3 separate regions of the Mus musculus genome follow, and regions 2 and 3 are each linked to region 1. Evidence: chromatin loops called from intact Hi-C (ENCODE). Cell type or tissue: heart. All regions are shown on one strand.

Region 1 (8,000 bases):
AGAAATTCTGTCTTAAAAAATAATCTTAGCCGGGTGGTGGTGGCGCACGCCTTTAATCCCAGCACTCAGGAGGCCGAGGCAGGTGGATTTCTGAGTTCGAGGCCAGCCTGGTCTACAGAGTGAGTTCCAGGACAGCCAGGGCTACACAGAGAAACCCTGTCTCAAAAAACCAAAATAATAAAATAATAATAATCTTGAGGGACCCATGGCTCCAGCCACATATGGAGCAGAGAATGGCCTTATTTGGTATCAATGGGAGGAGAGGCCACTGGTCCTGTGAAAGCTCGATGCCTCAGTATAGGGGAATGCCAGGGTAGGGAGGCAGAGTGGGTGGGCAGGTGTGTGTGTGTGGGGGGACACCCTCACAGAAGCAGGGGGAGGAGGGATAGGTGGTTTCCGGGGAGGGCGCAGGAAAGGGGATAACATTTGAAATGTAAATAAAGAAAATATCCAAAAAAAAAAAAGAAAAAAATAATCTTGAAGACTAAATTCTTGTTTCTATCAGATGAAGAAATCAACCTGAATAAGTTGTAAGAAAAAAAATCATAGATAACACAAATAGATAATCCATGGCAAAATCCATGTTCCTCTCACAGTCTTTTTGTCTTGTGTTTATTTTCATACAGAGTTTAACGCAGGCCTCGCAAGACTAGAACTTGCTACGTAGCTGAAAGATCCTGAGAGAGAAGAGTTAAAAATTATGTAAGCCCCTAGACTTGTGTCCAAAATAGACCCCACTAATGGCAGGGAGTAAAAGTTTAACTCGCCCCAATGTTTCAGGATGTACTAACCACAAAGTACAACTTTAACTTGCTCCATTGTTTTAGGAAATGTTCGTACAGAATACTCCAACCGTTCCTTGAACCCGTTATGCTTGCCAAATGCTATATAGCCCATGCCAGATGTTTGCGATTTCTGCCTTTATAAACCCCTTACCCTTGAGCTCAGGGTCAACTCCTCTACCCCTGCATGGGATACGAGTCGTCCCCAGTGCACTGGCCTTTCCTGATTAAACCTCTTGCTGTTTGCATCAAGACCGGTCTCTCCTGAGTTCTTGGGCGTCACGCCATCCCTGGGCTTGAGTGAGGGTCCCTCCCGGTTCGGGGGACTTTCATAGCCAAGGATGACTTTGATCTCCTGATCCTATCTGTACCATCCAAGTGCTGGGATTATACGTTGTACCACTCTCTCTAGTGTCATGTGTTAGGGAACAAATTCAAACCCAAGAATAAACAGCAACAGTAGCAGTAGAGTAATTGCATGTTCCCCCCAGTACCCCCTTTTCCAGAGATCTCATTGAGGTTCATGACAACTTACAAGCCTCATTCAAATCTACCCTCATGGCCTAACTCCAACCCAGAATTTCCACTATTTTTTATAGGAAACTCTCACCTTAAATGGGACAGCTTCTTCCCAACTGGTGCACATACCAAACAGCATCTTGTGTGTGTGTGTGTGTATGCACCCATCTAATTTTGCCATCCAAAGTCAAAGCCTTGGTACCATTTATGCATTTATGAATTCAACAGACATTTAAGATTTAGCACACACAGTATTCGAGGAACAATGGGGACACAGGAAAGATTAATGGGGATCCAAACTTCTGCAGGGGATAGGGAGATCCTGAAGCAGCCTGGAGAAGTTCCCACCAAGTAAGGTGGGTGGAGAGTTGTATTTGGTGGGTGAAAGCAAGCCTTGGGGGGCACAAGAAGGCTGACTGATGAACTGAGTTATTACGGAAATACAGAAGGTTGTGGAGAGGACCAATTTTAGTGATTTCTGATAATTAAGAAATTTGAGCTGGAGATGGCTCAGCAGTTAAGAGCACTAACTGCTCTTCCAGAGGTTCTGAGTTCAATACCCAGCAACCACATGGAGGCTCACAACCATCTGTAAAGAGATCGGATGCCCTTTTCTGGTGTGTCTGAAGACTGCGACAGTGTACTCATATAAAGTATACATACAAAATACATATAAAAATAAATCTTTAAAAAATATTGGACAGAAGAACTGTAATTCTGGGATTTGCTTATGAGTTGAGGGTCTAATTCTATAGCCCAAGTTGTCCTGAAACCTGGGATTTGTGATCTTGCCTCAGCCTCTTAAGTGCTGGAATTACTGGCAATGAGCTATAATGCTGGGCTTAGTTTTTTGTTATTTATTTAAAATTTATGCATGTGTGTTTTGCCTGCATGTATTATGTCTGTGCACCACTTGGACGCCTAGTGCCAGAAGAGGGCGTCTGGTTCCTTGGAACCAGAGTTATAGACAGCCATGTTGGTGCTGGAATTGAACCCCGCTAATGTGGAAGAGCTACCAGTGTTCTTAACCTCTGAGCCAGCTCTCTAGTCCCCAGTTCTTTCCAATGAGTTGATTTTCTTTTACTTTCAGGAAATTACTCCTTTCCGTTATATATAATCCATATAATGAAAAGAACCTGCTGGATTGTCCCTCCAACCCTAACTACCCGTGGCCAGCACCCCAGTCCTTAGTTCATCACGTTCAGATTAAGAGCATTCTAACCAGTTACAGTACCCGCCAGACTCTTCCTCTGGTGTCCAGTGCACACAGAATTAGACTAACAAACGCAAAACAGGCACCACCACAATGACGACCACATTACCCATCTTGATGCTAGGCCATCCATCCATCGCTAGATCTGTTCCTACTTAGAATCGCTCTCCACAAAGAGGCCAGCCAGCTTCCTCAATAAGCCAGCCCAATGTAGTTTACACTTTCCTCAGTCCTCCAGCCTTGTATCCGTATTCCCTTCTCCCGTGGCTAAACGCCACCCTCAGGCACCTTCTCCGAGGGTCTTAAATCTACATTGGCGATAAGCAGCTCGTTCCCGCCTCTTTGCTCTCGCCTCACCCAGCACTGCACCAAACAGTTTCTACCCTGTATTAATTCGAATTTTTCCACAGACCTAGGTCTCCGTTTTCCTTTGTCAGTACAGGCCTCACAGAGCCTGGCCAAAGACCGCGGAAGCGCAGTACAAACGCTAGTCAACTTTAATTGAACCGAATCCGGCGGGGTTTGTCGGAATCTGAGGGCGTGGAGGGAGAGAGGGAGGGACAGGGCTGACAAAACCGCAGAACGCAACTGGAAGCCCCAGGTCCCACACAATAGAGACTTCAGGCAAAAACTGCTGAGACCAGAGCCCCGTGCTAAAGCACGGTCAGCGTGGAGATGGCCGCACATCGCCATGGCTCCCTCCAGCCCCAGCCGTTGGTGGGCGTGGCAACCAGTCTCGCGGGAGCGGCGGTTGGGCGGGCCGTTGTCCCCGAGGGCGGGGCGAGTTGCTAAGGAAATGACCGCCCGCAGCGGCTCACCGCGCCAGTAGGGCGGGGCCTGGAGCAGCGCGGTTTCCGCTTCCGCCCTCTCCCCGCTCCTGTCCCGTTACCGCCTCCTAGCCGGCCTCGCGCCTTTCGCCGGCACCTTGCGTCGACTGCGCAGCCGGGCCCGCTCCTTGCCACGCGCGCCCCCAGGGGCCCCGGCTCCGGCGCCGGCAAGGGTCGCGTCCCGCTTACCTGTTCCTCAGGTAGCCAGCCATCCGCCGCCATGGGTGCCTACCTCTCTCAGCCCAACACGGTGAAGTGCTCCGGGGACGGGGTTGGCGCCCCGCGGCTCCCGCTGCCCTACGGCTTCTCCGCCATGCAAGGCTGGCGCGTCTCCATGGAGGTGAGACAGGGCCCCAGCGGCTGGCCACTGCATGGCAGGAACCTGACAGAGAAAGGGAGCGAGGGGGATGGGGTTCTCCTCAAGCAGGGGTCCCTGACGAGAGCCTGCAGCCACGGTGCGGGAGGCGGCGGCGAGCGCGGGATCCGGGCGGAGAGGGAGCGGCTAGAGCTTGGGGACCGCGGCCTGATGGCTAGTGGCTGCGGGAGCCCTGCCATGTGAGAAGAGGCACCTTCCGCCTACTGGCCGCCGTCTCTCCGTACCTTCGCGCCATCCTCTGGTGCCAGCCCAGCCCTCCAGCTTTTCCAGCGGCATGGGGTTGTCAGAGGGAAGAGGGAAGACTCGTTATTTGTTCGCTTATTGGTCGAATAGATGTGAATGACTGGTTCGTTTTTATTCTTGAAATATGTAATGTGGCAGGCCTCTTGGGGCTACAAACTTGATGGCGAAAAGGAGCCCGGGTAATAATGTGCTTTCCATTCTTAACCCTCAGTTGCTTTTAGCCTTAGACACCTCATGTTAATTTCAGAAGCCCCGCTTGACCTTCGAGAATTGTCACTCGTTCGTATTCTTTTCGAAATCTTTTATGATCTTTAGGAAAGGAATCGTGTCTGTCACTAGGCTTGCTTTTATTTTTTATTTTTTGAAATATGCTTGTAATTTTTTTTCTTACTCGATTTCTTTAAAACTTACTGAGTTGTCATTTTCCTCTGCATATAATTTAGTATACTCGATTTTCAGTCTTGTCATCAATCCTTTTTTGTCACCATCTACGAATAACTTTTAAAAAGAAAAGAAAAGTCCACTTTGGATGAAAGGGAAAGCAATCATTTGGATTGACAGTGTTGAGCAAATGGATGTGAAACTACAATGAACAGGGAATAGGTGTCTTTGAGCAATTTTGTGTGAAGTCTAAGGGACTAGTGAAAAGTTCTAATTATGTCTGGAATCGAGGGTTTATCCAGTTAGTAGGTGGGCTACAGGTAACAGCCAAATAGTTTCCCTTGGTGTTTTTTTTTTTTTTTTTTTTTTTTTTTTCTCTCAAATTCCCTCGCTCCTCCCTGTGGTTAGCTCTGGAATGACAGTGTGAACCTAAATGGTTTGTTCTCAGACTCAAAAGCTATTTTCACCAGCTTTTGATTATGGCTCTAGCATTATCTAGATCCAGCAGAATCTAGATAAATAATTTCAGCAAGGAGAGGGTCCTATTCATTTGGCTCAGTGCCCACATTTAATGGCTTGGAAATTGAGGCCTAGAAAGATTAGGGTACTTGTACCTTGATACAAAGAATTGTATTAAGGTGTTCAAGACAATAGGAGCTGTTCTTATATAGGTGTCAAGATGAAGCACAGCTTTCATATTTCTCAGTGGCATGCTGTAGTAATGACTGGGTAAAGTTAGAGATACCTGGGTATAGTATAGCTTCAGAAGGAAAGCCTTGGGGGTGGCTAAGTGCAACTTGCTGTTCTTACAGGGGACCAGAGTGTGATTCTCAGTGCCCACCCATGTCAAGGAGGTTCCAACAACCTGTGGTTCAAAAAAAAAAAAAAAAAAAAAAAAAGCCGGGCGTGGTGGTGCACACCTTTAATCCCAGCACTTGGGAGGCAGAGGCAGGCGGATTTCTGAGTTCGAGGCCAGCCTGGTCTACAGAGTGAGTTCCAGGACAGCCAAGTTCGAGGCCAGCCTGGTCTACAGAGTGAGTTCCAGGACAGCCAAGGCTACAGAGAAACCCTGTCTCGGAAGAAAAAAAAAAAAAACCCGTGGTTGAATCCGGTGCCCTCTTCTGGCCTCTGCTGATAACTAGTTCTTTCAAGTGCAGTGGGGGTTGGGGAGGGTGGTGGTGGAAGAAAAGCCATAAAGTTAGTCTGGCTGGTGTTTGGGTTAGGCTATGGGGTTCTTTTATTCTCATCTCATAGACTTTTCAAGTTTCTTGTTTTTTAATTTCCGTGGAATGAAATGGTTTTTCCACTTTTGGGGGCACTCTTTCTAGTTTTTTTATGAATTGAGCTGAGTGTTTTTAGATCTAGGAATTCTGTGATTTTACTTCTCTGCTAAGCATTTCCCACTGTGTTTTGGTTCCTCCATTGGAGATTAAAAATCTACTTCATTTTGAGTTTAGGGCTGTTTGGTATGAAGAATTTTGCTCAACTGTTCTTGAGACCATAATCTTCACTCTAAAGGCAATGTTTGAGCATTACAGCTCCTGCTGTGCTATTCCTGGATTTACTTTTGTTTGAGTAAATATGCCTAATCTTGAAGTGCTAGTTAAGATCCCTTTCTGCTGCATAGATACTTTCTTTCTAGGTTTGTGTCCTCCCTCAAAGTATTACATAGTATCTTTGCTATTTTAAGAAAGACACTAAAGTTTTTAGTCTCTTAGAAGAATCTTTCAGAAAATAAGATCTTGATCTAAGAGTGTATATAGTTCAATAGGCCAAAAAGGTGGGGAAAGAGTTATGCTATGTCTTGGTTCCTCTTTTCCTAAGGAATAGACTTAATTCCACCAATTAATGAAGCCCATTCACATTGTTGGCTTGATTCTAAAGACTGGGTTCAGATAAGTTGTATTGGTTTACCTTACAGAAGTTAGTAAAAGTCTGACACAGCTTTAAGCCTGTTTTAGTCTCTCTCTTGAACCAAGGGTGGGTGGTAGTCACCAAAAGCTGGCATTTCATACCTTCTGTCTCAGTCTCTCCAACCCTCTTGCTGTAGAACTAGAATTTGGGGGAGGAAGTGGAGAGGGTGTCAAAATGCTGTAGTGATACACCCCCTTCTTTGTGATTTGGAGGGATTCTCCAGCTTGTTGAGCTATCCTATGGAGTTAAAAGGAGGAGGAGGTGCTGAGAAACAAACAAAAATTGTGAGGTTTTGGTGGCTGGTGAGAAGTCCAGTTTGAACGCAATGTACTGTTGAAAGGAAAAGGATTGTTGAGGCTCCTCTGAAAGAAAACAGTTTTGTGGAGAGTTGGGATGTTACAAAAATTCAATAAATACTCCTCTTTATTTTTTTAACTTTTTAAAGAAATACTATTTATTTAATGTATATGAATACACTGTAGCAGTCTTCAGACACACCAGAAGAGGGCATTAGTCCCATTACAGATGGTTGTGAGCCACCATGTGGTTGCTGGGAATTGAACTCAGGACCTCTGGAAGAGCAGTCATTGCTCTTAACCACTGAGCCATCTCTCTCTCTCTCTCTCTCTCTCTCTTTTTTTGGTTTTTTGAGACAGGGTTTCTCTGTATAGTCCTGGCTGTCCTGGAACTCACTTTGTAGACCAGGCTGGCCTCGAACTCAGAAATCCTCCTGCCTCTGCCTCCCGAGTGCTGGGATTAAAGGTTTGTGGGTTTTTTTGTTTTTTGTTTTTTTTTTGTCTTTTTGTTTTTCGAGACAGGGTTTCTCTGTATAGCCCTGGCTGTCCTGGAACTCACTTTGTAGACCAGGCTGGCCTTGAACTCAGAATTCTACCTGCCTCTGCCTTCTGAGTGCTGGGATTAAAGGCGTGCGCCACCAAGCCCGGCGTTTTTTTGTTTTTTTTTTAATGAGTGCTCTTTCTGCATGTATACCTGGATGCCAGAAGAGGGCATCAGATCCCTTTATAGATGGTTGTGAGCCTCCATGTAGTTGCTGGGATTTGAACTCAGGACCTCTGGAAGAGCAGCCAGTGCTCTTAACTGCTGAGCCGTCTCTCTCCACTACTTTCCTCCTTTTAAAAACTCTCTGTATTTTTTTTTTAAGCATTGTTTGTATGTGGATATGCGTGTGTTATAGCACACATGAGTTCAAAGGACAGCTTGTGGAAATTTCATTTCTGTTCCTACCATGGAGGTCCTAGGATTGAGCGCAGGTCGCCCAGACTTGGTGGCAACTGCCTTTACTTATTCCTGTTATTTCTGCAGCCTTTTTGAGAAGCTGAGGGTAGGAAACAGGAATTTATTATGTAGCCCTGTCTGTTCTGGAACTTGCAGGTATCCTCCTATCTCTGCCTCCTGAGTGTTAGGATTACAGGTTTGGATCACCAGACCCTATTTGGTATTGATATGTTTTGAATCTAACTTTGAGTGGTCATCATGAAAGATTATTGAAGGACTGAATAGATGATGTCTCAGCAGATAAGAGCAACTTGATGCTCTTCCAAAGGACCCCGGTATGGGGGCTAACAACTGCCTTCTGTAAATCCAGTTTCAGGGGATCTTACACCTTCTCCAGGCCTCTTTCAGGCCTGCCTGGATACCAGCTACACATGTGATGCACAGATAATTCAGGCAAAATGCCCATACACATAAAATAAAAACACATCTTAAATTTTTTTACAAGAACA
Region 2 (8,000 bases), 110 kb before region 1:
ATCTTTGATGTTAAAGCCATTGTTTTTCAGAGTGGACCTGGGTCCCACCCGGGTCAACAGCCTTACCTCATTCAGAATTCCCTGCCATAAATCAAAACCATGGTTTCCCCTCACCTCTCAGAGCCCTCCCCCGGCTGCTCCCATGCACGCGAGTGGGTCAGCATAGTGCCCTCACTTTCTGCCCTAAGAAGCAGTCCCTGTACCCAGCTCTGAGATTGCTAAAGGCACAGTCTGAGGACCGAGGACCTACAGCTGGGACCCAGAGCCGACAAGCCCAGAGTCCCCCAGCAGATAAAGCTCCTGACACCACTTCTGCCTTTTCCTTTGCGAGCTGTGGGCAACCCGCCCACAGACAGGCAGTCTCTGCAGACCCTCCAATATTGGCCTTACTCATCGGCTGATCTGTACAATTGGAACGCTGGGTTCCCTCTGGACCGGCCAGATTAGAACTACAACACTGCGCAAGGTAGGGAGAGGTTGACAGTTTACTGGCCGGGCTCTAGTCTAAAGGGAGTGATGAGATGCCCCACCAATTTGGCTAAGGTAAGAGAAGTGATGCAGGGCCTTACAGAGCCCCCACCTGTCTTTCTAGAAAGATTGATAGAAGCTTATAGATACTATACTCCTTTTAACCCGACCTCTGAGGGTCAACAAGCCGCGGTTGCTATGGCTTTTAAAGATTACACACCATGGCTTTACAAGATTTAGTTAAGGAGGCAGAGAAGGTGTATCACAAGAGAGAAACAGAGGGAGAATACAGGAGAGGAATTTAAGCAGGATTTTGGCCACAGTAGTAGGGGAACGTGAAGGAAAGAATAGGCCAGAGAATAGACAGACAGGGTACCTGGGCAACAAGGAACCCAGACCTGGAGGAAGAAGATCTGTCCAGAAGATTTTAGAGAAGGACCAATGTGCCTATTGTAAGGAAAGAGGACATTGGGCATGGGAATGCCCAAAGAAAAAGGGAAGGGCCCCTAAGGTCCTGACTCTGAAAGATGATGAATAAGGGAGACGGGGCTCGGACCATCTCTTGCTTCACAGCTCATTGGGTATTGTCGCACTCCTATAGGGGTTGCATCCGTCTTCAGTCCCACAACCACAGGGGGAACTCTGACAGCCATTCCCATGCCTCCCCGAGCCTAGGGTAACCCTGATGGTGAAAGAGACTCCCATGGACTTTTTAATTGACACAGGGGCAGAACATTCTGTGTTGAAACATCCACTGAGAAAATTAAAAAATAAAAGAATCATAGTGATTGGAGCCACTGGTCAAAAACAATACCCCTGGACCACTGCATGTACTGTAGATCTGGGAAAGGCCAAGTGAGTCATTCCTTCTTGGTCATTCCTGAGTGTCCCACACTGATTCTAGGAAGAGATCTTCTGACTAAATTAAAGGCCCAAATCAGATTTACCCAAGAAGGGCCGAGAGTAACTTGGGAATCTCCCACCTCCGTAGTCTTAGCCCTGCAGCTTGAGGAAGAATACCAATTGCATGAAGGCATAAAGCAAACAGAGGTGCCAGACCTAAAAGACTTGTTGATTGCTTTCCCTAAAGCATGGGCAGAGACTAGAGGCATGGGAATGGCTGTCAGAGTTCCCCCTGTGGTTGTGGGACTGAAGACGGATGCAACCCCTATAGGAGTGCGACAATACCCAATGAGCCGTGAAGCAAGAGATGGAATCAGGCCACATATTCAGAGACTATTACAATTAGGTATTTTGGTACCTTGCCAGTCACCCTGGAATACCCCTTTACTGCCGGTAAAGAAACCTGGCATGAGTGACTACTGACCAGTCCAAGACCTGAGAGAGGTCAATAAGAGGGTCCAAGATATTCACCCAACTGTTCCTAATCCCTATAACCTCCTCAGCTCACTCCCTCCAGAGCAAAAATGGTACACAGTACTTGATTTAAAAGATGCTTTCTTTTGCCTGAAGTTATATCCCTCCGGCCAGCCCATATTTGCCTGAGTTGAGAGATCCTGACACTGGACAAATGGGACAATTGACCTGGACACAGTTACCCCAGGGGTTCAAAAACTCCCCCACCCTTTTTAATGAGACTCTACATCGAGATTTAGCCTCCTTCCGAGCTGAAAACTCCCAGGTAACTCTGCTTCAATATGTTGATGGCTTGCTCCTTGCTGCAACCACAGAGAGAGAATACTGGCAGGGGACCAAGAGATTGCTAGCAGAACTGGGTGAGTTGGGTTACCGGGCCTCTGCTAAAAAAGCCCAGCTATGTCAGATGGAAGTGGTCTACTTGGGATATACCCTCCGGGATGGAAAACGGTGGCTGACAGAGGCTAGAAAAAGGATTGTGACTCAAATACCAACACCAGCTACTCCAAGACAGGTGAGAGAATTCTTGGGCACCGCTGGGTTCTGCAGACTTTGGATACCTGGGTTTGCAACACTGGCCGCCCCCCCCCCCCCCGTACTCCCTGACCAAGGAAAGTGGAGAATTTAGATGGACATCAGAACATCAGAAAGTCTTTGAAAATATTAAGAAGGCCCTGCTGACTGCGCCAGCCTTGGCATTGCCAGATCTAACCAAGCCCTTCATCCTCTATGTTGATGAGAGGGCAGAGGTGGCCGGAGGAGTTCTTACTCAGGCTCTAGGGCCGTGGAAGAGGCCAATAACATATTTGTCTAAGAAGCTAGACCCAGTGGCCAGCAGATGGCCCACATGTTTAAAGGCCATTGCTGCAGTAGCCCTACTCATTAAGGATGCTGACAAATTAACTCTGGGACAACAAATAACTGTGATAGCCCCCCACTCTTTTCAAAGCATTATCTGCCAGCCCCCAGATCGATGGATGACAAATGCCAGGATGACTCACTACCAGAGTCTGATGCTGACTGAACGGGTCATGTTTGCTCCTCCTGCTATTCTCAACCCTGCCTGCAAAGTGATCTATGTGACCAGCCGTGGCCAGGTGTTCCAAACTGGTACACAGACGGAAGCAGTTTCCTAATGGAAGTTTTTGTAGATACCTTTCAGGATAGGTGGAGGCCTACCCAACAAAAAAGAAACTGCCAATGTTGTGGTTAAGAAAATCCTAGAAGAAATTTTTCCACGGTTTGGAATACCTAAGGTAGTAGGGTCTGACAATGGACCCACCTTTGTTGCCCAGGTAAGTCAGGGACTGGCCATCCAACTGGGGATTGATTAGAAATTACATTGTGCTTATAGACCCCAGAGTTCAGGACAGGTAGAAAGGATGAATAGAACTCTAAAAAAAAAAAAAACTTGACTAAATTAATCTTAGAGACCGGCAGGAATTATTGGACAGCCCTCCTTCCCTTTGCCTTGTTCCGCGTTAAGAACACACTAGGAACATTTAAGCTCACACCATATGAAATCCTATATGTCGGGGGGGGCTCCCCCGCTCACTGAAGTAAAGAGAGTGTTAGATCCTTTAAAATTTAACCCTGGTCCTTCATTGTTTACATGCATGAAAGCCCTAGAAGTGGTCAGAAACACCGCCTGAGAGCAGCTCAAAGAGGCCTACGAACCAGGAGACTTGATACCACACCAGTTCCAGGTGGGAGATGCAGTTCTCGTCTGAGGACATCGAGCTGAGAATCTGAAACCTTGTTTAAAAGGCCCTTGCATCGTGCTGCTGACCACCCCCACTGCTGTCAAAGAAGAAGGCATCTCTGCTTAGATTCATGCCTTTCACATAAAGCGAGCTCCTAAAAAATTAATCCCCTTGGTTGACCACCCTCATTTCTACTCTGATAGACCCTCTAATAATTTTGCTCTTACTGCTGACGTGTGGCCCACTAATTCTTAATAAACTAATGACCTTTGTTAGAGAGAGGATTGGTGCCATCCAGCTGTTAGTATTAAGACAACAATACCAGTCTCTGCAGAACCTTGAAAAAGAGGTTGCAGTTTAGTTCTAAGATTAGAACTAGTAACTAGAAGAAGTGGGGAATGAAAGATCCTGGCAGAATGTAAAAGTACACAGAAGCCCTGAAATTGGCAAGATAGATGTCAGTGTTAGCAGAACTAGCTTCACTGATTTAGAAAAATAGAGGTGCACAATGCTCTGGCCACTCCTTGAACCTGTGTGTCTGCCAATGTTCTAACCAGGTGTGTGCCCATTGCTGCACCTTCATTAGACTCTTTCCTTGTACCCCTCCCATACCCATTTCTTGAGAATAGACATTGTTTAGATCTGGAAATCCCCTAATCTCCCCCTTCTCCTTTCCCCCCTGAGGGCCTATAAAAACTGGGAACTCTTTCCCCTCGAAGTCGACTCCTCTACCCCTGCATGGGATATGAGTCGTCCCCAGAACTCTGGCTTTCCCGAATATAAAGCCTCATGTGGTTTGCAACAAGCTCGGTCTGTTGTGAGTTCTTGGGTGTCCACTATTGTCCTGAGGCCTGAGCGAGGGGCTCCTCTTGGAGTCTTTCACCACTATTTTAGCACATCAAGCACCAACACAGCCTATTCTCCAGTTGTTCTCATCCACTCCTATCTTTGCTTTCCCCAAATAGTGCTAGCTATTTAGAGGCGAACTGTAGCCCATTTGTCTCTGGATAATTTTTTGAGAGGGAGACGATCTTGCTATGTAGCTTCCAATGCACACCCTGCTCCACGGCGCACCTGCCGAATCCTCCCACGTGAAGGAATTGCAGACATGCACCCCTCCCTTGCTCAAGTCTAACATGTTTCTCAACTTCTTTAGCTCTGCCTAGTGCCCAGAATCCCGGACAAAGCCCTAATTCTCCGTTATTCGCTCTATGTAACCCCTGCAAGCCTGAAGGAAGACATTCTCAGATTTTATTTGTCGCAGTTTAACTTCTTTTTTCCACAACCCTCCTTGATTCTTGACCTCCCCTGTCATATCCCAAAATAACTCTAGCCACTAAAAGTTCCCAGAACCTTCTCCATGGAGGAGCTCCTGAGGGCATCTATTAATTGGCTATTTCTCTGCCACAAGGGGGAGCCAGATCTCAACAGTGAGATCCTTGGCTGCAGGCACCTGGAGACCGGACCTGGGATGAATCCCGGTCCCTTTGATTGATCAAAACCCGTGACAGCTCGATATTAGCCCAAAACCTAGGATACCCAAGATCTAAGATACAATTTGCTAAACACATGAAACTCAAGAAGAATAAAGACTGAAGTGTGGACACTATGCCCCTCCTTAGAATTGGGAACAAAACACCCATGAAGGAGTTACAGAGACAAAGTTTTGAGCTGAGACGAAAGGATGGACCATCTAGAGACTGCCATATCCAGGGATCCACCCCATAATCAGCTTCCAAACTCTGACACCATTGCATACACTAGCAAGATTTTATCGAAAGGACCCAGATGTAGCTGTCTCTTGTGAGACTATGCCGGGGCCTAGCAAACACAGAAGTGGATGCTCACAGTCAGCTAATGGATGGATCACAGGGCTCCCAATGGTAGAGAAAGCACCCAAGGAGCTAAAGGGATCTGCAACCCTATAGGTGGAACAACAATATGAACTAACCAGTACCCTGGAGCTCTTGCCTCTAGCTGCATATGTATCAAAAGATGGCCTAGTCGGCCATCACTGGAAAGAGAGGCCCATTGGACACGCAAACTGTATATGCCCCAGTACAGGGGAACGCCAGGGCCAAAAAAAAATGGGAATGAGTGGGTAGGGAAGGGGGGGGAGGGTATGGGGGACTTTTGGGATAGCATTGGAAATGTAATTGAGGAAAATATGTAATAAAAAAATAAATAAATAAGAAAAAAAAACCCGTGACAGCTTCAGTCTAAAGCAGTGCAGCCAACTTTCTACTATTGGTTGGGTCCTACCACCAAAGGGTGCCCAGTCCCGTGCCCCCCCCACCCGAGTTCCTTATACTCTTTCTTGCAAGCACGAGGAGAGGATGGAGCCAACGTCCCTGCCCACTGGTCTCTGGGTGGGTGTGGCATTCATTCTAGTCCCCAAGGATCTTGTCTAATTGGCCTTGTCTTATGCTCTCAAATGATGTCCGAAACACAGCTTCTCTCTAGCTGGGAGTACCTGAAGCCCCTGCTTTCCTTGTTTGTGTGTAGTGAGTCTGATTAATGATTTTTTGCAAGGTTGGGTTCAAAACAAGACATTTAGTTTTATTCCTAAGATCAGAAGATGCCAGTAAAAATGGAAATGATCCAGCTGAGAACAGGACTCTTCCTCAATTCTGGGCTGTTAGTGCCCCACCCACCGGAACTGAGTCTGTCCTGCAACGTGTATTACTGGCACAAGTCCCCTCAGAAGTGGATGGAGACTTTTCAATGGTCACAGAAACATCAATTCAGGGCACCACAGGGTCTCCAAAGGCTTGGATGCTGCGTTTCTGACCTGGCCCAGAGAGGGCGCTCCTAACAACCTCACAGACTGAAGAAGCTGCAGCCAGGCGTTCCTTAGCCTCAGTGATGGAGCACCTGAGTAGGAGACTCAGCAAGGCTGTGGGGATCACCTGTGGGAAGGAACAGGGAGAGCTGAAGAAAAGATGTGGCCATTTGAGGAAGAACCCTGGAGTGGCTAGAGAATTGGGCACAGGGGTTAGGTTGGAAGCAAGTATAGATGGTTGTTACCCAGACTAGAAAGAGGTGGGGTCAAGAGCTGAGAAAAACCTCCACCGAAGTTGGAAAACTCTTGTGCGAAGAGCCCTTCTCTTGCTCTTTCTTGATACCGCTCAGAAGCACAACAGAAGACCCCTTGTTGGTATCTTTTTTGCTTCTGTAGCTTCTGTCACAGTCGTACCTCCTCACCCCACCCCTACTCCATCCATACAAGCCTCCAAATGGGAGCTCCAAGTAACAGGGTATCTCTGAGCTTTGTAAACTCGGTGTCCGAAGTTGCTTAAGATTCTCAGAAAGAGTTTATTGAACAGCCAGCCGGGGAAGGGTACCTTTTCCTTCTCGTGGGCAACCTGGACATGGCAGGAGATGGGGGCCGCGCGGACATCATTCGACAGCGGTTGAGGGAAATGTATCACTTGAAGAAGACTCTCAATGCAGCGAGCCTTGGACTGTCCTGAGAACCTCTGAGGAAGAAGCAATGAGGTAGATGCCTAGGAGAACTGAACATCGTGTCACAGGAAAGGACGAGGCGTGAGAGAGTGGGGGCTGCAATCCTGAACACTGGCTGAAGACGCTGTTCCTTCTGGCAGTATCAAAATCACGAGTTATAAAGAAAAACTGGGTTTTAAGGAGTTGGAGGTAAACCATCACCTGCCCATAATGAATGGGAAATTGGTGAGATTTACAACTGAGTCCCAACAACCCCACAGGTCAATGATCAAGGAATAGCAACCTTCAAGGCCATCCACCATGCTCTCTGGCCAGCAGCATTCTCACCCCTCTCTGGCATTAGCCCCTTTCTTTTCCTCTGGATAACTGTTAGTCTCCATTCTGGGGGCCATAAGATATAATCAAGCCCAGCTCACATCCCATCCCAAAGCCAATTTGACAACACTCAAAGCAGGTGGACAGAGCACCCTTTCCCATGGAGGATGGTGATTGGGTCAAGGTTGTGCACCTGACCCAAGACAAGCCAATAGGAGCCCTCTGCCAGGCACTCCTTAAGTCACCAGGGACAGAGAGACTCCTTCCCACTGAGGATGCTAATTGCCAGAATGTTAGACTAGCTAACTTTAACTTAGAGAGATACAAGTTGGGTTTCTTTTTTGCTTTATTTGTCTTTATTTTTTTTCTTTGTTTTGAGACAGATTTTCTCTGTGTAGTTCTGGCTGTCCTGGAGCTCAGAGATCTGCCTGTCTCTGCCTATGGAGTTGGGATTAAAGGTGTGCACCACCACCACCCTGTTAAGAGTTGGATTTCTGTTGCATCCTTGAAACTTAAAGAAATCACCTGGAGGTTATAGTTTCACACTCATGTATGGGTCAGGGGCACAGAGGTCCTTGTACTCACCCAAAGGCACTCAGGAAACCAGGATTGTTAATCATGCATCTTTATCTCCTCAATGAAGGAGATAAAGATCAAATACCTGCATTCCAT
Region 3 (8,000 bases), 230 kb before region 1:
CAACATGAGGATCTGTGTTACAAGGTCCACAGCACTGAGAGAAGGTTTAGAACCTTCCCATATGCCCCATAGCCCATTCTTCTAAGTTCAAATATGTAGACTTAATTATTTAAGAAGAAGCCTTCTGGTTGGTCTCAGCATCTTTTGGAGTCTTTTTACAGAATAATACACTCCATGCTTTCCCTCTCTTTTTAAGTCTCACTTTAAATCATCAGCTCTCAAACTTTGCAGTCTCCTTGGAAGATAATTAAGAATAAGTATTTCTGGCACTGGAGGCAAGGCTCAGTGCGTAAGAGCACTTGCTCCTGCAGAGGACCTGATTCTATTCCCAGCACTCACAGGGAGCTTCACAGTCACCCATCACTCCAGTTCCAGGAGACCTGATGGCCTCTTCGGAGCTCCATGGGTCTGTGGTGCACAGACATCCATGTGAGAACATCACAAACACTAAATAAATCCAAAGAGTTTTGAGTGAGTTCTCCCAATGACTCCAATTCTGATTAAGAGACGGACCCATTTGCCTTCATTCTGCTTAACAATTTTCTTTCCATAATTCCTAGAAAAGCTGATGAATGCACTCATCTTGTGGAGAAAAAAAAATATGTTCCCAATTACTTTTCACAGAAGGTAATTCTTAATTCTGTATTTAAGATCAGTTCTTCATTTAAGCGCAAACCCATTCATTTTGTTGGTAATGTTAGGTCTCGGTTCAGAAATTCCCAGTTTTTATTCGGTTTATGAATCCAAAATCCAACTGTTGCCAAAGACAGAAACCTGTCAACACACTGTTTCCACCTCCCCCTCTGAACTCTCACCTCCTCTCATCGCCTGCATCTATAATATAGTTACAATCACACGCTATGTTTCGCATACAGTTACGATCATAGGCCACATTTCACTTTCTTCCTTAGATTTGAGCAAAACAGTCTTGGTACCAGTTTTCACACTTCTTTCAATCCATCTCTTCAAAGGTGACCTTTCCCTTCCAGGATAATTACAATTGCAACACCTTAGCATGCCCTAAAGGACCTGGCTCCTGCTACCCTTTTTTTTTTTTTTTTGTATTTTTTTCTTTTTCTTTTCAGATTTATTTACTATATGTAAGTACACTGTAGCTGTCTTCAGACACTCCAGAAGAGGAGGTCAGATCTCATTACGGATGGTTGTGAGCCACCATGTGGTTGCAGGGATTTGAACTCAAGACCTCTGGAAGAGCAGTCAGTGCTCTTAACCGCTGAGCCATCTCTCCAGCCCCCTGCTACCTCCTCTTAATGACGCCCTGCGATATCCTCCACGCGCTATCATCCTCCATGCCAGTGTCACACAGCTAGGTATTATAAACTTCTATCAGTTCAAACACTGACTTCATGGGACAGGAGGGTGGGACTGCTCAGTCTCTAACTGAATTATTCTTCGACCTTCAAGCCTCTGTCTTTGCGTGGACTATTCTGGTAATACTGAAATCATCCCTTTGCTTCCCAAAAGTGGCATTAAATTCCACTATAGGAATATTTACTAGCAGTTGCACAAATTAAAAGCGTAGCACATGCCTGTGATCCCGGTACTGGGAAGGCTGAGGGCAGAAACTGCAAAAGTTAAAGTCCACCCTGGCCGACACAGTAAGCTCCTGGTCAGCCTGGGCTACATAGTGAAACCCCATCTCAAACAAAAATACAAGTGTGTGGTGGCCCAGGCCTGTGATCCCAGCACTCAGGAGACAGATGCCTGAGGACTACAAGTTACAGGCCAAGCCAAGTGTCACAGGGAATTTCCAGATAGTGAGCCCCTACCACAAAAAAACAGTTTTTTCCTATTATACTGTATTGTATTGCCGTGATTACCCAATTCATCTGTTGAACAGACAGCTCTGTTGTCATGCCTGGGTGCCCAACCTACTACACAGCTTGTTCAGAGCAGACATCCCGTAAGTGTTATCTAAGTGAATGAACTCACCCCGGAGGTCCAAGTTAATAAAATCTTTCTTTTGTGTTAGCCATGGCAAAACTTAGCACATTCATTACACAAAACAATAAATCAGGGCTGCAACCAAGTAGCTTAGAAATGTAAAGATTGCTTATAGCTGTTTTTATTTCCCTCCCCAGTCCATCAAATTAATTATGAGCACATATTTGATATGGGGGGCAGAGGCCACGCAGGAATACCACTAACTGAAACACACACTCCATTTTTATTAGACTGCATCTTTATTGCAAGCCAGGTTTTCTTTCCCCCACACTAGGATTTTATCTGCACTGTCCAATCCCGTAGCTACTACCTACAGATGGTTATTGAAGTTTTAGTCCATTAAAATGAAATAGAATTTGTAATTCGGTTCTTCAATTGTACTAGCCACATCTCAAGTGCCCCAAAGCCATACCTGTCTGGTGGCTATGATGCTCCACAGTGCAGACACAGAACATCTTTAGCAGCACTGTCTACACCATTACAAAAATGTCCTCAGAAAACCTCACTTACTTCTTAGCTCCCACGATCCTGGTGCTCCTCTGCTGCTTAAGGGATGTGGGTCCCGGGGTCTAGCAAATCACAAGCACAGGAGTGAGTGCTAGGGACCTTTGAAGCTCATCCGCAAAGAGATGAATCCCCCTTGTGCCTAGATGTGAAGCTGTCCCGAGCAACTACTTCAAATGGACTGAAGGAGACACTTTTTAGGAAACCTGTGCCATTCTATTTATTCACAATGTAAAGACGGGTTGACAATACCAGAGTTTTCATCTTTGTCCATTCTCAAAACCCTATCCTAGATAGAGGCTTGAAAAGAAAAGACGAGGAAAAAAAAAATATATATATGATATATACATATGTATCATATATATATTAAAAGAAACGGGAGGCACTGGGGATGCTGAAGGAATATAAATAATTACAATGTGTCGAGGAACTCAGTCCAAGGATACGAGGACTAAGCAATAAAAATAAAAATGGGAAGAAAAAAGGCGGTAAGTGGATCTGATATAAAAGGGTGGGGCCTAGGATTGGCTCCGGAAAAAAAAAAAAAAAACAACTCTGAGTACAAAACAAAAGCAAAGGACCGCGTGTTCTCAGCTCGACAGTTCTATTTCTAAAGTATAATGGTCACACCAAGAAACTCACGGCGGTGACTGCACCGAGTCTGGAAGACATCACTCCCCCTCCACGCCTAACAATTTCACCCAAGGGCTCCGGACAGACCAACGCCACTTCCGCTCTCCTCGCCTCTCCCGGATGTGGTCTCAGCGGCGACTAACCCTGTTCTGAACACCTACTTCCGCCTAGCTGCTTCCGAGGGGGCTGCGGCGGGAAAGGAGTCACGTGATAACTCTTCTTCGGCTTCCATTGAGACCCCGCCCCCATAGCAACAAGGGAGTAGGCAGGCCTTTGGGGCGTGAAGGTTGGAGCAAATGGGAGGAGTCTGAATATTTAAGGGGTCCTCCCGAACTAGCGTTTGCACACCTACTCCCACCCATCCCACAAGTGGTTTTACAGATGCAAACGAAATTCAAATCGCCCCTTTATTGATCTTAAATTAAAGACCCATTCTCTTCTCCTTCCCTCCCAGATATCTCTTTCTTTGCTCAGGTGAGGGACAGAACTCTCCTTATCCACTAACTTCTGGCCTCCAAACTTGTCTAGCTTTTGGATTTTTTTTTTTTTTTTTTTTTTTGGTGCGGTCCCTGAAAGACATGAACACTTTAGCCAAGTTACATCTGGATCTCTCCAGCGGATGAGTCTGGAACAATGCCTGTTCTTAGAAGAAGTGGGCTTGATCCAGAACTATGTCCTTTCCAACCAGAGGGAACGGAAAAGGATCTTTCAGAGAAATTACCATGGCTCCTTTCTGAATGACTGCCCAGTGACGTCCACGAGAGACTGAGATGGCTCGTTTTTGAGGGACTGAGGCATCTCAGAGAATAGAGAGTCTGCTGACTCCTCCCTGAAAGACTGTGTAGACTCTTCTTCACAGAAGGAATGTGCCCTCTTCTCTCTAGAAGTCTACAAGGGCTTCTCCCTGAGGGACTGTGAAGGTTCCTTCCTGAGGGACTACAAGGGCTCCACCTCAAGTGACTTCTAGGGCTCTTCCCTGAAGGACTTGGAAAGCTACTCCCTGAGGGATTTTGAGGACTTCTCCTTGAGGAACTGTGGCCTCTCCCCTTAAAGAGACTGTTATGTCTTCTATCAAAGAGCTATGATAAGTTCTTACAGAGGAACTAAGACTGTTTCTCTGGGAGGGACTTTAATGACTCTGATTTCATCAAGGAAGTAAACTCAGCCCCGGTACAAGAGACAGACACATGCTCAGTGACTTCCTGGAATATGTCGCTGAACTTTGAACTAGTTTTCTTGACTCCCAATCTACTACCAGAGTATTGCTGGATTATGGAAGATGTTGAGCAGAGTGTTGACATCGTTAAAGGCATTCTTTTCTCATTACTGTGACATAAAATATGTCTCTGAATATAGTTTTTAACCACTGAAGTCTGAGAAACAGTCCTTGAAACCCTTTCTAGCAGGCTTTGAGAAAATACCATTAGTTCAGCTGGAACCCCAAAAATTAAGAATAGATTGGTAGATGTCCATAGTGGAGCCTTCTGTTACAAATGACTGAAAACAAGGCTTCCTTTCCATAGTGGTTCCCATGACATTCCCCAGCATTAGCATACTGGAGAGGTATTTCCTAGGTAGTCGCTGCCTACAGACATGACTTTCCCAGACATTCTGTTGTATGCCCAGGAAAGAACCGATAGAGCTTCTTCGAGCCCCTAATCCAGCCTGAAACTCCTCTGTTAGTAGTTTGAATGAATATGAAGAATACCTCTGGAATTCCTCCATTTGGCCCTTTTCAATTCCTTTCTTAGATAAGACATTAATATTCCAGATCTCAGGATATGGGTTTCCCTTGGTGTCTCCTGTCTTATCAGAGGGTAGATTTGGAAGGACCAAGGGACGAACTGAAGATTTTATTATAATAGTGTCTGTGTAGGACTTTGAAGACTGCAAAATTCCCAAACCAAGGTTTTCCATACCAAAAACTCTTGAAACTTCAGGCGCCACAGAACCCTGAAGGTGCCCTAATTGGGTTGTTTTATCAACGCTTGAAAGAAATGGGGCTGAAGGGCTGTGTATGAAACAAGATAAGGAGTTCTCTGCCTGTAACTGTACTGATGTGATCATCTCTGAGTCTTTACTCTGATTTGAACCCTCCATTTTCATTAATTTACGAGATTCTGGTGTGAGGCCTAGAGATTTTTCAGCCTGAAGCCTATGTTCATGAGTTAACAATGTAGGATCCTTAAGGGGAGATGTTTGCTGAAATATTAAAACTGCAGAAGTCACTTGAATATGGGCCTTTGGAGTTAACCCTGCAAGTTTTACCAGTCCTTGAAGATGTGGTCTTGGGTGTAAATTCAAACACTCCTTTATTTTAATGCTTGATCTCATGGTGAGTTCTGATGCCACTTCTTCAGATTTTACAATCAGAACCAGTGGTTTGGGATTTAATACAGTCTTTATAATTTGAAAGCCTGGTTGTCCTTTTGTTTCTAAAACCTGATGTGTTGGTGCTAGGGTTAATTTATTGGACTGCACATTTTGTAGCCAAAGTCTTGGAGCAAATTCTGAACTTATTACATCATGTATTCTGGGAGTCAAATCATTGTATTTTGACTTTTGAGGGGTACTCTCTGGAATCTTCACAGACTTTATAACTTGAAGTGGTGGTCCAGGAATCTCTTCCACATTTTCAGAAACTTTGGGGAGGGTAACTGATTGAGGAACTGGAAGGGGTGTCTTTGCAGATTCTGTCACTCGATCTGGTGGCTTTGGATTAATGCCTACAAAGTTTACCGTTTGATCCAGTGATTCTATTGGAGTGATGCTTGCACTTTCCAGGCTCAGATTCTGAGGTTCTGTTAGCTTAGCCGCTACCTCTCCTGGCTGCCGTGTACCAAAGGTGAGCTCTACAGAGTCTGTATTTCCCTCAAATTGACTGGCTTGATTGCATGACAACTCAGAGGATTTTTTTTTGCAGCCACAGCATAGAGGCCAAATTTTTAGATTTGGGAATCTGAGGTCCTGGCCCTGGTGTTATTCCTGAAACAGGATCTGGGATGTGACAGAATGGCCTTGGTGTTGATACTACAGATTGTTCCCTTTGAGATATTTTCTTAGAGGCCACCCCCAGAGGTCCTAAGTCTTGAGGACATGGCCTTGGAGATTTTTCTACAAATCCGGGATCTCTATTTACTGGCTTTGGAGTCATTCTATGAAATTCTTTCGCTGGCTGTCTTGCTTCACAAGTCATCTCTATCATGTCTGCAACATGACTCTTGACGTTGAGGGCCATTCTATCAGATTCTATAACTTCTTTTATGTGTAACTCCTTGAAATCTTGAAATTGAGGCCATGACCAAGAATGTAACTCAGGAGTTTCTGGGATCTGGTTTAGTTCTGAGGATTTTGAATCTTGATCACTTAGTGTTGGAGTCAGATCAAAAAATTCTGATACTTGGAGATCTAGCTTCAGGGGCATCTCTAATGATTCTATGACTTTATGTGTTGGGTTGGAGCCCAACCTCACAGATTTCTCCATCATTTCTTTGCTTTTATGTCCCAACCCTTTTTTCATTTCTAAAGATCCCACATCTTGATAAATTGGTGAAGTAAAATTCAATTTAGGGACTTGATACCTAGGTTTCATGCTCATCCCTGCAAAGTCCACCACCTGTCGCTCTGGTCTATATATGACTTTAGCAGATTTTGTGACAGAATCAATTGTCTGGGGCATTGGGTTCCCAGGTTTCATGTTTTGAAGAATTGACTTTGGTGGTGACTCCACAGATTTTCCTGGTTCTGGCAGAGACACTGATGACAATTTTACCTGTTTTACACCTTGCCATTTTGGCTCTGAAGTAAATGCCAAAGATTTTGTATTTTGCTGCTGTGATTTCAGTGACAAATTTGAAAATTTGACACTAGTCAGTGCTGGTCCTGCTAAGAGCTTCCTGGTGAACTGTGGTGCCAATACCATCATTGGTTTCTCCTCTGAAGGAAAGAGTTGGCAATTCAGACTTTCTTGTTTGGATCCTATTATCAGCTCCTTAGGGTTTGTATCTTGAAAACATGGCTTTAGTGCAAGGGAAACTTTCTGTCTTCAGGTGGTGACCTTGGTAAAGCCACAGAATTCACACCATTTGACTGAGGCCTCAAACTTAATACAGGTTGTGCACTTTCCTGCCATAACCCCCCCCAAAAAAGTGGGTTCTTCAAAAGTGGGTTCTTTTGAAACTTTGCCCCTAGCATTAAGTTAGATGAACCCACACCTTGAGAAGGTGATCTAGAGTTTAACAGAACAGATTTTGTACTTTGAGACTCTGAGTCAGGGGTCAACTCAAAGGACTTTATGCTTTGCAACTGTGGCCCTGAACTGGGCTTTACAGAACTTATGCACTGAGGTTTTGACTCAGGATTAAACCCAGAAGAATTCATATCTTGACTTTGTGGACCAGGGTTGAATTCCATAGGTGGTATACCCAAATTGTTTGACCCTGGAGTTAATTCAGACTTAAAATCTTTCAAGTGTTGCTCTTGAAGTTTTGGAGCTTGTAAATGTGGCCCAGGGTTGTAGCCAATAGAATTTACAGACTGAGATTCTTGACTTAGAGTACATGCAGAAGAATTTATATCTTGCAAATGTATCCTAGTATTGCACCAAACAGGATTTACACACAGAATTTGTGGTGATGGAAATGTACAAAAATTCACACCTTGAAAAAGTGGCCCATGATTATACCTATTAGAATTTTCACACAGAGGATTTTGCCCAGCAGTGTATACAAAAGAATTCACACCTTGCAAATGAGATTCAAGATTGCACTCAGTGGAATTTACTCATGGAGGGCTTGGCTCTAGTGTGCATGCAGAAGAATTTACACACTGAGGACTTGGCACTGGGATACATGCAGAAGAATCTCCACACTGATGATTTGATCCTGGGATGCATACAC

The links. A loop is a pair of places that touch in the nucleus more often than their neighbours do. Peaks named below come from ENCODE experiments on the same cell type or tissue, not always from the same donor. Only the 100,000 strongest peaks of a DNase experiment are listed, where the experiment ranks them.
Region 2: a loop joins it to region 1, with 7 times the contacts of the local background. A loop is called at or near these places in 16 of 42 quality-filtered maps.
Region 3: a loop joins it to region 1, with 2.8 times the contacts of the local background. A loop is called at or near these places in 2 of 42 quality-filtered maps.

Annotation. Positions count from the first base shown.
Region 1 is chr5:31,215,984-31,223,983 of GRCm38, reverse strand. Ppm1g (protein phosphatase 1G (formerly 2C), magnesium-dependent, gamma isoform) reads left to right here and starts at 3,439. Exons shown (of 10, transcript NM_008014.3): 1 at 3,439-3,681. The coding sequence starts at 3,562. In heart, CTCF peaks have their summits at 2,208 (motif pointing right), 3,703 and 4,748; a DNase peak (open chromatin) is centred at 3,273; H3K4me3 peaks cover 3,482 bases; H3K27ac peaks cover 2,338 bases.
Region 2 is chr5:31,325,384-31,333,383 of GRCm38, reverse strand. Gckr (glucokinase regulatory protein) reads right to left here. Exons shown (of 19, transcript NM_001374741.1): 18 at 6,893-7,027; 19 at 6,082-6,457. The coding sequence ends at 6,293. Among named protein-coding and RNA genes, the nearest start is that of Gckr, 32 kb to the right of the region's middle. In heart, CTCF peaks have their summits at 4,947 (motif pointing right) and 6,335; a DNase peak (open chromatin) is centred at 4,953; H3K27me3 peaks cover 271 bases.
Region 3 is chr5:31,447,689-31,455,688 of GRCm38, reverse strand. It overlaps Zfp512 (zinc finger protein 512), which reads right to left and starts at 3,253. Exons shown (of 14, transcript NM_172993.3): 1 at 3,112-3,253; 2 at 2,476-2,534. The coding sequence starts at 3,141. In heart, a CTCF peak has its summit at 3,278; DNase peaks (open chromatin) are centred at 3,288 and 4,028; H3K4me3 peaks cover 2,328 bases; H3K27ac peaks cover 1,545 bases.